Linked DNA regions of Homo sapiens: region 1 is linked to region 2. Evidence: chromatin contacts called from ENCODE Hi-C data. All regions are on one chromosome and are shown on one strand. Each heading gives the region's core, a stretch centred on a gene start or an enhancer-like site at or near the end of the contact. The rest is flanking DNA. Distances are from core to core; before and after follow the strand shown.

Evidence for each region. A loop is a pair of places that touch in the nucleus more often than their neighbours do. Pooled maps may share reads with other maps.
Region 1: a loop to region 2 is called in a map of CD8-positive, alpha-beta T cell, with 7 times the contacts of the local background. The contact joins the promoter of FAM20B here to the promoter of GORAB-AS1 in region 2. A Hi-C loop is called at or near these places in 2 of 168 maps with a recorded cell type or tissue (CD8-positive, alpha-beta T cell and naive thymus-derived CD4-positive, alpha-beta T cell) and 5 of 50 pooled maps.

Annotation. Positions count from the first base shown.
Region 1 is chr1:179,024,393-179,027,195 of GRCh38, reverse strand. It overlaps FAM20B (FAM20B glycosaminoglycan xylosylkinase), which reads right to left and starts at 1,302. Exons shown (of 8, transcript NM_014864.4): 1 at 1,098-1,302. RefSeq lists silencers at 516-1,255, 1,296-1,485.
Region 2 is chr1:170,531,276-170,534,122 of GRCh38, reverse strand. GORAB-AS1 (GORAB antisense RNA 1) reads left to right here and starts at 1,514. Exons shown (of 3, transcript NR_125958.1): 1 at 1,514-1,675. It overlaps GORAB (golgin, RAB6 interacting), which reads right to left and starts at 1,957. Exons shown (of 5, transcript NM_152281.3): 1 at 1,839-1,957. The coding sequence starts at 1,899.

The DNA.
Region 1 (2,803 bases), core at 53-2,552, 8.5 Mb before region 2:
GATTATAGATTTATAAAGTCCTACAGTTTAAAGGCTAAAGGCTAAAAAAAACCCCACATTCCTACTTCCCTTCCAAGTGAGAAATCAAACCTCCAGAGGGAAGCTGGCTGGGTGGGGAAGATGCTGATATCTGGCACTAGACCCAAGTCGCAATAGCAAGCAACTCTCATTTTCCCAAATTAGAAACTCCTTATCCATCCCAATGATGGTATGGTCTTTAAAAGGACTAATAATTCCATTAAGACTAACCAAGCCCTGTTACCCCTACTTTCCCTCCAATCCATCCTTCTACCCCTTCTCTTCTTATCCGGAGACTGGCAGGTTAACAGAAGTCAGATTAGAATGAATCTCTTATCAGAACCCACAATCAAGGACGCAGCTCGACAACTATTCACATTCATCATTAAGGGAAACGTATCGGTCCGCTCTTAATCGCGGGGCCGTCACACCCGGAAATGAAATCTCAAGCGCAGCCCACTGAGGGCTAACACAGCATTCGTTAAGTTGTGCCCTTCTGCGAGCGCCCGGCGCAGGACCCCAGGAGACCGCGGGCCCCGGGCACGGTTGCCCCGCCTTCCGCCTCCGGCCTGCAGGTCACTCGCGCTTCCCGGCCACGAGGCGGGCCCAGCAAAGACCCCGCGAGGGCGCGCTCCCTGGGCTGCCTCAACGGGCGCTCCGGGGAACACAAGAGAGGCACCGGGGCCAATCGCCTCTGGGGACCGCGCAAGGGGACGAGAGACGGTCACTAGAAGGACCTCTGGCAGCCTGAGGCGGCCCCAGGTGGGCCCGCGCCTCAGGTGGGCCAGGGACGTGGCGGCCGAGGCCGCGTCCCTTCAGCCGCGACCGCACACAGGGACACGCGGCCCGAGCGGGTCTCCCAGGAAGCCTCGGGCCCTCGCCCGGGACCCGCCCGCAGCCACTCGGGGACGGCTCAGGGCACCCGGTGCCCGGCCCCTCAGGGAGGCGCCCCGCCCCCAGGCGGCCCCAGCCCGGCGCGCGCTACGTACCGTGCCCCGCCCGCGTGCCGGTCCGCATTTTCCCGCCCGCCGCGCCGGGGGCGGGGGTCGCGCGCCCTCCCCCGCCCCCGCGCCACTCACCTGTCGGGCCCTAGGCTCGCTCCATGGCCGCCCGCGCGGTGCGGTGCGGCGCGGCCCCGGCCGCCCCCGCCGCCTCCGGGGAGGGGCAGCCCCACGCCGCGCTCACCGCCCCCAGCCGCCGCCGCCGCCACAGCGGCTCCGGCCCACCCCCGGCCCGGCCATTCCCAGGCCACCTCTCGCCGCGCAGAGCGGCAGTCCCACACCCACCCCCCCGCCTCCGAGGCCCCCGGCTGTTGGTACCGTCCTAGCGTAGCGCCTGCCCGACGGCCAATCCCAGCGCTCGCTCGGCGCGGCCCCGCCCCCGCCCAGTAGGCGGCCCCTACCGGACCCGCTCCGGACTGCCCCCCTTAACCTCTTCCATACCGGGCCCGTCCGCTTAACTCCCTCGGCGCCGGCGCCGGTCTCCTGCCGGCCGCGCCGCCCTGCCCGCTTACATAAACTGGCCTCTCACTTCTCACTTCCTTCGCTCTTTTTTCTTTTTCTGTATTTGTCCTCCATCCCCCACCCCGTCTTCTCTTTTTCTTTCCTGCTTTTCTTAGGTAGGTAGGCAGCCAAGCAGCAGGACTGGAGAGTTGCGGTCCCCTAGGTCGAGTTCTGTTTGTGAGAAGCATTTTCCCTCCTCCTGTTGCCTTTTTAATTTGCCTTGACTTCTGCTCGGAACTTCTGCCTATCTAAATGTATCCCCCGCTTCTTTTGCCCAGAAAAAGGCTAGCCTTTCCACACTGAGTGCAAATGGCTCTTCATTCGGACCAGAGCGGAGCGTCCTGCTACATACTTTCAGGAGCATCTCACAAAATTATGATTCATTTACTGTAATATTAGTTGTTTTACATCTGTTTTTTGCTAAGGACCGTAAGCCCCATGAGGGCAGGTCAGTCGCTCCTGGGTCGCCAATGCCCGACCGTAGTGCACCCAGTGGGCGCGGATAAATCGTGTGAATGAAAGATTCTGCCTTCCCTTTGTTTGCTTTCAGCTGACTTATACAGAGCCGCCACTGTGTCCATCCATTTATTCACCATATACTAAAGCGCAAACTTAGTGTGCCTGACCCTGAAATATAATGCAGGTTACTCCATGGAATAAGATGCGTGATGGGGAAAGACTGAGCTGACACTTTTTCTTCAGGCCACATAGTTCATTTAATCAGTAAGGCGTACTGAACAGAATTCTTTCTTACTGGCTGTATGATACTGGATGTGCCAGTTAACTTTGCTGAGCATCAGTTTCCTTAACTGGAAAATGGGAGTTAATAACTTCACAGGGTTGTTGTAAGGATTAAGTTAGGAAATGTATGGGGAAAGTACTCTAAGATTATTGTGTATGATTAGGTGTTATTCGTCTGTATATTTGCTGAGCATTTACTATCAGGAGATCCTAGAGAAATAATTGGGCTTGACACTTGCTCCGGACAATGTAGTTAGGGAGGCAGCATTAATCACTGCAGGAGACGTACAGTCAAATGCAGAAGGCATTGTATTAGCTTTTTGCTGCGTGTAGTTGAAAAGGTTTGGAGGTTTGGAGGTCGTTTTCTGGCCGGAGAATACATAATTCTTGGGAAAATGAGCTGGAAGATAATGAGAATCTACCTTATTTCTCTGCACAGGAAGATCAGTCTGCCTGCAGTTAGCTAATCTCCCTGAACCTTGCTCACTACATCAGGAGACCATAAAGCAAAAGGGTAAATCAACAGTTCCTTTAAGACACTT
Region 2 (2,847 bases), core at 265-2,764:
CTTAATATTATAAACAAGACTATTAACAACTTTCTTGACTATGTTCCTCAATGCCCATACAGGGGTCTCCAGAGTACTACTGTCCTTATTTTTCCTGGCAACCAACTCCATCTTCCTAAATTATTCAATAAATTTTTAAAGATAGAGAACAGCTAGAAATGGCTTTAAAATTAAAGGGCCAAATCCTCTAATTTTACAAATAAGGAATCCAAGGAGAAAAGATTTAGAGGAAGAGCTGGAAGTTCTATATGCCAATCACTGTGTTTAGCTACGGGTATACAAGGAGGTTAAGATATTTTCCGTCCTCGAGGTGGTCACGGACTAGCGATTTGGTTTCCACACTACAGTGGGCCTTGAAGTTCAGGTCCTCACCATCCTCTATCTACCCCCGGTTGCAAAGATATTTCAAAATATACTTCTACATAATGAATATGTTGTTTAATTTAGATTTTTATATTAAGTCATCTTTACCCTGGAAAATGCGCCTCTGCTAACACACAAACTTTGTGAAATCTTCCCAAGCTCCATCCAATCCCCGGCAGAGTGAGGTTCCTCTTGTCTCTGAAGCAAGTTCTTGCAATATCTACTATCACATAACTTTGTGGTTTGTCTCCTCATGAGTCTACTGGAGTCAGACCAGAGGCCAGGGCACTTGTACCCTGTATATCAAAGTATGTGAATGGATGTTGAAAACACAAAGCAAAAGAATTTGAGTATATCAAGCAACACAGAGTCAGTTAACTACATAGCTTAGCCTAACCTTTATGATAGAGTTTTTAAAGTCCCCTGGACCAGTCAAAATGTCCCCAGTCGATATAATCTACATTGGCCCTATCTTACTAATTTACTTCTTTTCCCACTTGTCTGCCCTAGATTATTCTCATATTTATGCTAAAAATGCACAAGCTACCAGAGCAACATCCAATTTCCCCACAAACGCTAACAAAAGGTTTACTTCATTTGCTACCAAAATAAAGTATTTGAATTAAGGTACCAAGAGTGATGTACACTTCTTACAGAAATTGTGTGTACTACCACGATAACCATACAGATCACTGCGAAATTTCAACCACAAGCAAAGTGCAATTAATATTACTAAGTTTTCCACCAACAATCAGCAAACTTAATTCCTTCCACAACAACAAAAAAATTGTACAAGCCCATTCAATGATTACTCTATAAAGCCAGAGAGAGAAGCACAAGGTTAGCTTACTCCAAAGTCAGTAAGACTGTATGTATATAAACATATAAAGTCTTCACATCTACCCTCTCAAAGACCCTTTTGGTTTGCTGATTCTCAAAAATTGGGAAGTACTGCAAAAATCATCTGGCAACCAGAAGTGAATGCAACACTCCAGATGAATTGTGAAAAGTACCGAATTTTTGCCTTTATTCAGACGCCTGTGCTCCTTTTTTCCAACCATCTGCTTCTATAAATTCATCACAATTCTAATACGGTGTGCGCCCCTCCTCCTTCCCTTACCCTGACCCTAACCTTCCAACCGTTGATTCCTGCAGCAATCTTCCCTAAGGGAGACACCCCGGCTGTAGGCTCACTTCCTCTCCCAAGTCCCATTCCTTTCACAAGAGTCAAATCCCTACAGTGGATTCCTGGACCGTTTTTTCTAAAAGAAGATCCCAGTCCTCTGGCTTGCCCCTCCCGTCGTGACTCCCAGTAAGTCCTCCTCTGAAACCCCCTAATCCAGTCCACGTACTTACAGCGCCTTCCGCTAACACAAACGTAGCCGCTTCCACGCCCCCTTTCCCCGCCAAAGCTGCATCCCCGCCTCTTCCCCTTAAGACCCAAGAATTAAACCACTGTAAACCCATCTTGTAACCTTTAGTCTGCTTTAGTCTCCTCAGTTCCTCCTCAGAGAATCCTGCCCAACCTTGCGCCATCGGCCCGGGCCACCGGCACCCCCAAAAGTGCCCAAATCTCGCAGCCGCGACTGCCAACACTGCTGCCCAGCTCATCCGGGTTTTTCCCCGGCCGCGGCCAATCAGTGCATCGGGCTCCAAACACAAGGCCCTCTCTCCCCGGCCTCAGGGTCCGGCTTCCTTCCAGGCTGCCTTCAGCAGTGCCTGACAAACTGCCTAAGGAAACCTTGCCACGCAGACATTCGTTTCCTCTGGCTTACCTCTACTCTCTCTCTCTCTCATTGTTTCTCACTGTTGCTGGTTAATCGCTTCAGGAGCTAAGGGGGGAAATGGCGATGGGGATAAGGGTGGAGATAAACAGGTATTTGGGAAGGAGCAACAAGTCGGTGGCGGAAACGGGAGATCTAAGTGCCTTTGGGGTCCTGTACCTGTGGGGCGGGAGCGGTGCTCTCTGTGGCTCTTAGTGTGCCCTAAAATCCTTGTGTTTTGCTGGGAGTGTGCACAGCGCTGGAGGCCTCCTTCAGATTAACTCAGGAAATGATCAGATTTAGGATTTTGATGATGAAGAAACATTTAAAAGGGGTGGGGTATAATTGATGAAAAGGGAACAGGCATAACCAGGTCTCTCGCAGGCCGGAGCGGCTCTCAGATTTCTTTTGCTTTGGGTTGTTTCCTTTGTGAATAATTATAATATGTAACTTTCCTCTTAAGGGATTTCTTTTTCTTTTTTTCTTACTTTTTTTTTTTTTTTTTTTTGAGACATAGTTTCGCTCTTGTTGCACAAGCTGGAGTGCAATAGCACGATCTCGGCTCACTGCAACCTCCGCCTCCCGGGTTCAAGCGATTCTCCCGCCTCAGCCTCCCGAGTAGCTGGGATTACAGGCGCCGGCCACCACACCCGGCTAATTTTCTGTATTTTTAGTAGACACGGGGTTTCACCATGTTAGCCAGGCTGGTCTCGAACTCCTG